Linked DNA regions of Homo sapiens: region 2 is linked to region 1. Evidence: chromatin loops called from intact Hi-C (ENCODE). Cell type or tissue: heart left ventricle. All regions are shown on one strand. Each heading gives the region's core, and the rest is flanking DNA. Links, peaks and the distances in the headings are about the cores only. Region 1 overlaps LINC02357 (long intergenic non-protein coding RNA 2357). Region 2 has its middle 77 kb from the start of LINC02357.

Evidence for each region. A loop is a pair of places that touch in the nucleus more often than their neighbours do. Peaks named below come from ENCODE experiments on the same cell type or tissue, not always from the same donor. Only the 100,000 strongest peaks of a DNase experiment are listed, where the experiment ranks them.
Region 2: it touches region 1 in a loop (2.0-fold over the local background); 15 of 110 quality-filtered maps call a loop at or near these places.

Annotation. Positions count from the first base shown.
Region 1 is chr4:26,072,702-26,078,079 of GRCh38, forward strand. All of the region lies in intron 1 of LINC02357 (long intergenic non-protein coding RNA 2357), which reads left to right. Among named protein-coding and RNA genes, the nearest start is that of LINC02357, 4.6 kb to the left of the region's middle. RefSeq lists an enhancer at 2,231-2,310. In heart left ventricle, for the core only: no CTCF peak of the experiment used is centred there; no DNase peak of the experiment used is centred there; H3K27ac peaks cover 1,812 bases.
Region 2 is chr4:25,991,525-25,996,902 of GRCh38, forward strand. No RefSeq gene overlaps it. Among named protein-coding and RNA genes, the nearest start is that of LINC02357, 77 kb to the right of the region's middle. RefSeq lists an enhancer at 1,375-1,898 and a silencer at 2,317-2,376. In heart left ventricle, for the core only: no CTCF peak of the experiment used is centred there; a DNase peak (open chromatin) is centred at 2,452.

The DNA.
Region 1 (5,378 bases), core at 206-5,205:
CTCCTGCCCTTCCAGTTGGAGGCCTCGTGGCTTGCCTTTCTTGTTCTGCCTCCTCCCAGCTAATTTCCAGATTGACACCTTGTCTCCTCTTCCTGAGTCAATGTTTCTTTCGCACTGCGCCCTGATAGCTGATCTCTTTGGCTTAATGCCCCTTGAGATCTGGGCCACCATGGAGGTTTTTGTCCAGCATCCAGGACATTTTTTGCCGACTTGGGCTTGTACTCCAAACACATCAAGGTAATTCACATTTATTGAAGTCCTACTCTGTGCCAGCACTGCTCTTGATCTTTTCAATAACCTAAAAGGTAACTTCTCCAATGTGTGTGGTCTACTCTCACTATTATCTCCACACAAATTTCAGTGGCTCCAAAGCCCTACTTCCTTGATCAGAGAAAGTTCAATATTTAGTGGATCATACCTTCATATGAGAAAACTCAGGACCACCTAAACACGGATCCTACTTGGTTGTCCACTTATAGCTATGGATCACAGAGCTAGGATTTTTGGCTTCAAGTCCTCAATGTTCTATTGAAGGGGTCACTCAGGGTTCCAGCTGTCTCCATTTCTTGGGTACCATCAGAGCTGAACCTCAAAGCTAGATATCTTGTCACCTGTGAAATAAAGAGGAAAATGCAGGCCTGGTGTGGTGGCTCATGCCTATAATCCCAGCACTTTGGGAGGCCAAAGAGGGAAGATCGCATGAGGTCAGGAGTTCGAGAACAGCCTGGCCAACATGGTGAAACCCCGTCTCTACTAAATATACAAAAATTAGCCAGGTGTGGTGGCAGACGCCTGTAATCCCAGCTACTTGGGAGGCTGAGGCAGGAAAACCAATTGGACCCTGGTGGCTGAGGCTTCAGTGAGCCAAGATGATGCCATTGAGCTCCAGCCTGGGTGACAGAGTGAGACCCTGTCTCAAAAAAAAAAAAAAAAGAGGAAAGTGCTCTTTTCATGTTACAATCAGTTGCAGTCGATGTGAGGGGGTCCCACAACCAGTTCCAGAATTCTAGTGCAATGGCATTTATGGCAAACCTGTTTAAATTCTGGGTAAGGCTGAGATCCAGTACCAGCCACATTATAGTACCAGGGCCATTCTGCCTCCTGAACACTCAGGCCTGGCTTTGGAGCCCACCTCCCCACACAGGACCATTTCCTCAGTGTGAGTTCTTTCCCAACCCTTGTTGACTCTGTCTGCAAACTAAATTTTTAATATATCTGAGACAGAGATTGTGGACTTAAGTCAATATGTAAAGGGTATTGCCTATTGCCATGGGCCACCAGGAAACCCTGGGCCAGATCCTGCCTCATCAAGAGACCCTGTTGACACTGGAGGCTCAGAGAAGTTACCCATTTGAGGCTGGGGGTCCCGCAAGTCATAAGTGGTGGGGTCAAGATTTGAACTCATATCTCTGGGGCTCTTTCCAGTCCACTGTCTTGTTTTCTCCTCAAAGTGCAGCAAAGACAACAATTAGGTAAATGGAGGCCTTCCTACTTGAGGCTTTGTTAGCAAATTGAGGTTTTTCTGGCCTGGCCTGGGATTCCGGAAGTACAGGGGACAATTGTTTATGCTGCTGTTGGTGATTTCACATTTAGATGATGCAGACTGCTTGTTTTTCTTTCTTCATAGTACCTTTTCCCTCCCAAGCACTTAATCACCCAAAAGACGGAAACATCAAGGGTAGCCCATTTTTATACAATTCTGGAAAATGCTTGGGGCAGGTGGGAGGAAAGGGTGAAACGACTGGCAATGTGGTTTTATAGAAAGAGCGTGGGCATCAGAATCAGACAGTTCTGGGTTCAAATCTGGGTTTGTCGCTTCCTATTTGAGTAAACATTTAGAAGTTAAAGGTCTTCATCTGTAAAACAGAGACAATACCGTCTACCTCTCAGCGTTACATGAGAAACCTTATTTAAAATCATCAGTCTTGAAGAGGGCTCAATGACACTTAGTGTCCCTCACTTTGGCTGATCCTTTTTGGATTATATGAGAATTTTAGCTATCTATATTTTGCTATTCATTCCTCTTACAGACAACCCTCAAGTCAACTCAGAAGCAGGTCTTGTTTCCATGGAGATGTATTTAAGGTAAACAAATGTGAAAAGGGGAAGCACAGACGCCCATCCCCTACACCCACTCACGGCCAATGCACCATCTCAGCAGAAATGTTTCCAAAGAAATGTTTCACAAAGCTTTCGGGGAAGGCCAAGGGCTCTTTCACAGTCTTGACATGCTTTTTCATTGTACGGCTCTTGAAATGAACAATAATTCGAAACAGATAATAATGAACTTCACACAGCAATGGATCAAAAGTGGAATTACTGAGCTCAGCATTGTCTAGTATAATTAGGCTGACATGCTGCTGAATCCAAATGGATGGCTTTCCGACCCCCACTTTTGCATGTGCACATTTATTTGCAGAAGAACTTTTAATGGGCAGAATATTACAAGATTTCTGGACCCCATGTGGTTTCAGTTCTAATCCAAACAGCTTACTTTCTTCTGAAACTCTGATTTTCCTTCCTCGCTTTCTTCTTTTTTTTTCTTTTGGCATCACTATTTTGGAAATTTCAAAGGAGAATTGGTTCCTTGAATGTGCATGGAAATATAAGCACATAAATCACATGCTGAATTTACTTAACAAGGAGCAATAATCCCACTGTCACTTCCCACTGAACAATGCCTTTTTAGGAAAAAATGCTGCAAATCCTTTAGAAGTCCAAATCCGATGCATCCAATCAACTCACTTTTTTAAATTCCACAAAATAATTTCTCTGTTTTAAATAGCTTATTAAACACAACAGCAATCAGATAATAGATATTTCTTAATTAGACCTAGCTTTAGATCTCTCTTCAATCATGGCAGACAGCAGACTAGCTAGTCACTTTATAGGGCCATAAACATTCATTTCAAAGTCTAATAATAGAGTGGTTTCCTCTATTCTCCCTCTAACACAAGGGCCAATTTTTGTCGAGTGAAAATCAGCCCATGTCTTACACAAGACATCTGTCCTCAAGATGTGACACCTAAAATGATAAAGCAGAAATATATCACCAAAGCCAACAACTTATAAAATTATGGCTAACAAGACTAGACAATCTTGTTGTTGCATCAACCACAAAAAAGAAAGAGAAAGGGCATTTAATATAGCCTTTATTAGTCACTTTATTAGTCACTGGTACCTGTCTTGAATTTTCCAAAGGCTCTAACAGAAGAATTAACTTGGCCCATTTACAGAACCACAGGCAGAAGATTCTGCACTATCAGGGATATCCATAGTGGTAGCAAGAACGATTAGCAGAATGTCTAGATGTCCCTAAGCAGACAGATTAATGCCGCCATCCTCAAGGTAGGCTCTGAGCTGCTAGCTAGAATGATATAAGGAGCTCTGGTTAATACAGAGAGAAGGTCCCAGCCAATAATTACTAGCATTGCTGGCCCCATCCATCCACATTAGATCCAGAGCGGAGAATGAAGTTGAACCTTAGAATCCTTCCCATTGTCATGCAAACAAATCTGTTAGATGAGATCTTAGAAGCATTGAGCAGCCCCCAAACCATAGAACTGCCAACCTTAGAGGTGGAAAATTGTAGAAGAGGAAACTGCAGCTGAAGGTGGTGAAATGACTCGCCTAAGGTCACAGAGAAACCACACCACCCTTCACCACTTGTGACTTGAATGGAAATAGTCTTTTTCTGACCAAAAAAAAAAAAAAGAGTGAGTACACTGTGTGTCAGCAAATGTTATGCCACATGCAGCTAGATCATTGCCCAACAAAGGAAATGTGGATTCACAGAACTAGCTTCCTACTTTGAACACTATTTTTCCTGTAATCGGGTAAGGCTGGGGGCAAATTCTGGTCAAACCCTACAAAGATAAAGGGAAGCTCCATGTTTATAGATGCATGAACTGTAGGCCTAGTGAAGACTTCTCAATCATTTATCAATCCAGTATTGATTGGGGCATGCCCAACATGGGGCAGGTGTTTTGGAAAATATAGAAAAAGCGTAAGACATAGCCTTTTCCCTTAAGAAAAATTTAAACAATGTAGATGATTCTTAGAGATCAAGTGCAAAGATTAGATATTGATGATGATCCCAAAAGGCATTCAAAGATGGGAGAAATCGCAGGGTTTTTCACAAGTCAAGGATGGCTTGACCGACCTGAGATCTGTAAGGGACCTTGAAATCTGGATTGTGTAGAAGGATAGATGTAGGGGAGAGAAAACCTGGGGATATCTAAGCAGGAACAAAATTTCTGAGGTTGGAATTAATATGGCCCCAGAAAGTCTGGTCAAGACACCTAAGTGGCCTAGAAGTTGGTTTTAAGGGCACAGTGAAAAACAACACTGAACCCCGAGGGAAAGCCATAACAAGTGACTCACCAAATCATTTGGCCAAAGCAACACCAAACAAAGCTCAAGAGTCAGACCCATTTCCTTGAAGACTCGTCTCTCTGGTATGCTAAGAAAAATTAAATTTGCAATTTTCGGATGTACATATGCCAGAATTATCAAAATGTCGTGGATTCTCCTTCATATCATGACTAATATCCTCACCTCTGTACAAAATAGAAAGTTGGCCTGAGCTGTAAGAGGAAGGATTGCCCCTTTCTACCACCGCTCCCCAAGAGGAAATTGACTAAATAGTTTTGGAAGCCATTTCTAGACCCACAAGACCCTAATTCAAGAAAATAAGGTGTTGCCAAAGGTATTAAATATCCAAGAAACTATCCGAATACCTTTCTATGCTTTTGAACATTCCTTCTCTCTGACCTTAAACATGCGCTTAAATATATCAACTCCTTTCATCTGAAGGTGTGCCCGCACATGGCCTTTCTAATATTACCTCCAATTTGGGGGGGCAGAGGATAAACGGACAAGCTGAGGAATTATAGAGCCACCTAAATGGGAGGCTACTTCAAGGTTAAAACATGGCATGCCCAAACGCTTGCTGTACACAAAGGCTATTTATAATAGTTCTGATTTTAAACTTGGATTTATAATGAAGTTCAAGGCAGAAAGAGCAAAATTCCATACTGAAGAAAAATTACAGCTGGAAAAATCATTTGAAAAAAAAAAAGAAAAAAAAAAAAAACAAGAAAGCCTTCCAAGTGGTTACTCAATTTGGGAATTTAGAGAAGATGGCAGTTTGTGTCCAAGAAGAAACTACTTTTGGGGAAATGGAAGAGTGGAAAGTCTTGCCTTCAGTCTATTTTTGTAGCCCTGCCTCCAGCCATGCACATAACTGAGTCAAGGAAGGGCATTCCTCCCCACAGCTTCCAAAAAGGCGCATGTGAACAGAGGCACCTGGTCACACTATGGTGAGCCGAGTGCAAAAGCTTCAGGCAGCGAAGGGCAGTGGGAGGGGAGATATTAAC
Region 2 (5,378 bases), core at 65-5,064, 81 kb before region 1:
AAGATCTTGGTGGCAGAACACAGAGTTGGCAGCTTTATATGATTTCAGTGACGGATTACTGTAATGCCCCATTGTGTCATTGTAACTGATGGCATTTTGTAATTGAAAGCTCAGCCAGTGTAGAGTGTGGTTCATTTGGACAATTGCTGTGCACTTTTAAGGATGGATGTGGACCATTTATCTATGCCTTGTTGTCTCAGCAGGACTAGAATCAATGCTAATGAGACCAGACTCATTTTTCTAAAGCACCATTTCTATCATGTTGCTCCTGGGTGAAAAACCTGCGATGACAGCCCATTACCTTCAGGGAAAGGCCAGTGCCACGTCTGGAATGGCTTTGGTGACTTCCACACTGGCCCCAGGCTGCCTTTCCTGCTTGGCCTCCCTCTGCCTCCCAGATGCACCCTATACCACCAGGCTGATCTACATACGGCCCCCTGAACCCTCAAACCTTCAACATGCTTTGCACCCTCCCAATTTCATATCTTTGCCCGTGTCATCCCTCCTGTCTAGATCACCCTCCTCCACAGCTGTGTGAGCACATCAGCCTGCTCAGTGCAGGGGAATGCTCTCCAAAGTCTTTTCTACTATCCCACTAAGAAAGCAAATAAAAGTATGCACATTTAAGTATGTCCTATCAGGCACATACAAATAAGTACATTTGTTCTTTTTTTTTTTTGAGACTGAGTCTCACTCTGTTCCCCAGGCTGGAGTGCAGTGGTGCAGTCTCAGCTCACTGCAATCTCTGCCTCCCAGGTTCAAGTGATTCTCCTGCCTCAGCCTCTGGATAGCTGGGATTACAAGTGTGTGCCACCATGCCTAGCTAATTTTTGTATTTTTAATAGAGACATAGTTTCACCATGTTGCCCAGGCTGGTTTTGAACTCCTGACCTCAGGTGATCCACTGGCCTCGGCCTCCCAAAGTGCTGGGATTATAGGCAAGAGCCACTGCGCTCAGTCTGCCCAGGCTGATCTTAAACTTCTGGCCTCAAGTGATCCGCCTGCCTCGGCCTCCCAAAGTGCTGAGATTACAGGAATGAGCCCCTGTGCCCGGACCATTCATTCATTTAATTTTATTGTATGTCGGGTGCTGCTAAGTTACAACAATTAGGATTTGGGTTGCAAACAGAAAATAACCTAACAATACAGCATGTAATACTTTTCTGTGGCTGTCTTGACAAGGTACCACAAACTTGGTGACTTAAAACAACAGAAATTTATTCCCTCACACTTCCAGAGGCCAGAAGTTTGAAATGAAGGCGTCAGCAGGGTTGGTTCCTTCTGGAGGCTCTGAGGGAGAATTGCTTCATGCCCATCTCCTAGATTTTGGAGGCTGCTGGCAATTATTGGAATTCCTTTTTTTTTTTTTGAGACAGAGTTTCGCTCTTGTTACCCAGGCTGGAGGGCAATGGCGGGATCTCAGCTCACCACAACCTCTACCTCCCAGGTTCAAACAATTCTCCTGACTCAGCCTCCTGAGTAGCTGGGATTACAGGCATGCGCCACCACATGTGGCTAATTTTGTATTTTTAGTAGAGATGGGGTTTCTCCATGTTGGTCAGGCTGGTCTCAAACTCCTGACCTCAGGTGATGCGCCTACCTCAGCCTCCCAAAGTGCTGGGATTACAGGCATGAGCCACCGTGCCTGGCCAATTCTTGGAATTCTTTGGCTTCTAGGTGAGTCATTTCCATATCCACCTCTATCTTCACATTACCTTTCCTCTGTGTCTTTCTGCTCTTCTTCCAGAGGACAAGTCTCTATAAGAACGCTTATTGAGTCATTGGACTCAGGGACCACTCTAACCCAGGATTATTTTTATCTCCTTTACTTAACTACATTTACAAAGACTCTTTTTCCAAAAAAGGTCACATTTGCAAGTCTCAGGGGAAGGACTTTCTGTTGCAGGGGCGGGGCCGAGGGGACACGACACGCCCACCATTCAACCCACTACACAGTGTGTTAAATAAAAAGGGCTTTATTCTTTTCACTTAACAAGGAGTCTGGGGGCCAGCAGCTGCCAGCCCTGGTTTATTCCCCGCCCCTCTCTGCAGTTCTCTTGGGTTTTCCTTCATTATGCAAGAAAGCAACCTCAGCTCACTTTGTTATGTGAGTGGGCGGGGGTGTGTGACAGCACCAGTCACATCCATCCCTATTGTCACCAGATCACGAGTTGTCTTAGACCCCACCCAGCAGACATCTCCTTTTCTGGAAGAAAGGCTGCAACAGGGTGGAGATGGATGAAGTGTCTGTCATGGGTGGAGGATACGGTGACCAACACACAGTCCCACCCTCAGGGAGCTGCCAATCATTGTTTCACTTCACCCCCAGGACAGCCCCGCCTTCAAGTTCGTTCAGCTGCAGGACACAGAACCCACCTGGTGGTGGATCCTGAAAGTACCGCCCTCTGGATCCTGAAAGTAACGCCCTCTTTGATGCAGGATCCGATGCCCCAGCTGCTGGGGGAGCTGACCACAGACAGCCTTCAGCTCTCAGATCCCTTAGGGACCGACTCAGCTGCAGAGTGTGGCCTCGCCCAAGGTCATGCTCTTCCCAGAAAGTTCCATATCCAATGACTGATCCTTACAGACCTGACCTTTTTGGCCTGACTGGGATGATTTTGAAGGGCCGTTCTGACTCCAGAGCTTCCCATGCTGTCAGAGTTCAGCTGTGCTCTCTCCTGGCCCCTCCAACTCCACAACTGATAGGTGGAAGTTTAAACCCCAGAACCTCAAAATAAGACTCTATTCAGAGACAAGGCCTTTAAAGGTTAATTAAGGTAACATGAGGTCATTGGGTTGGGCCATAATCCAATATGATAGGTGTCTTATAAAAAGAGGAAATCGGCCTGGTGCAGTGGCTCACACTTGTAATCCCAGCACTTTGGAAGGCCAAGGCAGGGGGGATCACCTGAGGTCGGGAGTTTGAGACCAGCCTGGCCAACGTGGAGAAACCCCGTCTCTACTAAAAATACAAATTAGCCGGGCGTGGTGGCACATGCCTGTAATCCCAGCTACTCGGGAGGCTGAGGCAGGAGAATTGCTTGAACCCAGGAGGTTGTGGTGAGCTGAGATGGCACCATTGCACTCCAGCCTGGGCAACAAGAGTGAAACTCCGTCTCAAAAAATAAAAATAAAAAAGAAGAGGAAATTAAGATGCAGACACATGGAGGGAAGGCCAGAGGGAGACACAGTGAGAAGACAGTTGTCTACAAGCCAAGGAGAGAGGCCTCAGAAGAAACCAGTCCAGCTGGGTGTGGTGACTCACTCCTGTAATCTCAGCACTTTGGGAGGCTGAGGCAGGCAGATGGATCACTTGAGGTCAGGAGTTCAACACCAGCCTGGCCAACGTGGTGAAACCCTGTCTCTGCTAAAAATACAAAAATTAGCCAGGCCTGGTGGCACTCGCCTGTAATTCCAGCTACTCAGGAGGCTAAGGCACAAGAATCGCTTGGACCCGGGAGGCAGAGGCTGCAGTGAGCTGAGATCACACCACTGCACTACAGCCTGGGCAACAGAGTGAGACTCTGTCTCAAAAAAAAAAAAAAAAGAAAGAAAGAAAAGAAGAAACCAGCCCAGTCAACACCTGATCTCAGACTTCCAGCCTCCAGAATTGTGAGGAAATAAATTTCTGTGTGAAGCCCCTCAGGTTGTGGTCCTTTGTTATTGCAGCCTAGCAGATTAACACACATGGGTTGGCCAAGGCTGTGGCCCTGGTCCCAGCTCAGCTGCTCTCTCCGCCCACTCCTGCCTCCTTCCCCTCCTTTCCATAGGTATCTATCCCAAGGGCAGTCTTTGGTCAACATGGAGCAGCCTAATGCTCTCAGAGGCACCTTCCAGGGGACCCAGACTGTGCCTCCACTCCTGCAGCCTGCTCTAAGGGGAGCCTGTAGGGAGGGCACAGGAGACACTTGGAGACATGGAGGGCAGGAATGCACAGGCCTGGGGAAGGACCGTACCTGGGGCTGGAAGCTGGAGAGGAACAGCCTCTCCCTAGCACCTGCCTGTGTGTCTCTTGTCCCCTTTCTGAGTGTCTGTTTCGTGCTGCAGATTCCCCAGGAAGACTTACCCTCTCTGTGGCATCCTCATTGCTGGTTCCTTCAAGAGAACCAGCTCGCCCCAGCCTGAGTCTATGTGATTTTCCATTTCCAGGTCACCCCTGACCCTCCTCCTCTGGGATGCTCTGCTGAAATTCTCAGAGAATCTGATTGGCCCCATGGTTGCGCATGTGGTCAGATGGTCACGGGTACGGTCTCTCCCGGGCCTCCGGGAAGTGAAGGCAGTGGGCACGTCCACCCTCTTTTGAGGTCAATGTCTTCCTGAGGAAGGAGTGGAGGCCCACAGGGCTTGCTTTCTTTTACCACTGATGGGGAGATGCTTGTCCTGTGTCACCTGTGTTGTTATGGCACATTCCTCAATCTGATGAGAGTTCGAAGGCCTCTGAAGCCTGAGTCTGGGTATTAGACCTCTGCATCCTCGCCTCCTCCCTTACACCTGAGCTGTGGCCCTTGGCCAGGCCTAGCTCAGAGCTGGAGCTTAATGAATATTTGTGGATTCAAGGATGGAGGTCAGGATTTCAGATAAGTTTAATTCAGTTTCTTTTACGATAATAGCCCGTTCCTGGAATTGTGCCACCGGTCTCCAAGAGGTATGAAATGAGGGGCAAGGGAGCAGCTGGAGGCCGCAGTCCTATACAACATTAATTTATTTAACAGCTGTTTTGCCTATTGTGGTAAAATATACATGCCATACAATGTATCATGTTTGTATTTTTAAATGTACAGTTTTGTGGCATTCAGTACATTTACATGCTGGGCAACCATCACCACCATCTAACTCCAAAGTTTTTTTGTCTTCCCCAGCTGAAAGTCTGTATCCATTAAACAGTAATTCTTCATTCACCTCTCCCCATAAGCCTCTGGGAACCACCAACCTACTTTCAGTCTCTATGAATTTTTTTTGAGACAGAATTTCACTCTTGTCACCCAGGCTGGAGTACAATGGTGCGATCTCAGCTCACCACAACCTCCGCCTCCCGGGTTCAAGCGATTCTCCAGTCTCAGCCTCCCAAGTAGCTGGGATTACAGGTGCCCACCACCACACCCGGCTAATTTTTGTAGTTTTAGTAGAGATGTCACCATGTTAGCCAGGTTGGTCTCGAACTCTTGACCTCAGGTCATCCTCCTGCCTCAGCCTCCCAAAGTACTGGGATTACAGGTGTGAGCCATTGTACCCAGTGGTCTCTATAAATTTGTCTACTCTAGGTAACTTATATAGAAAGAGTCAGGCAATATTAGTCCTTTCATGACTGGCTTATTAGCATAATACATGCAAGAATCACCTATGTAGACTATGTCAACATTTTCTTCCTTTTGGGGGCT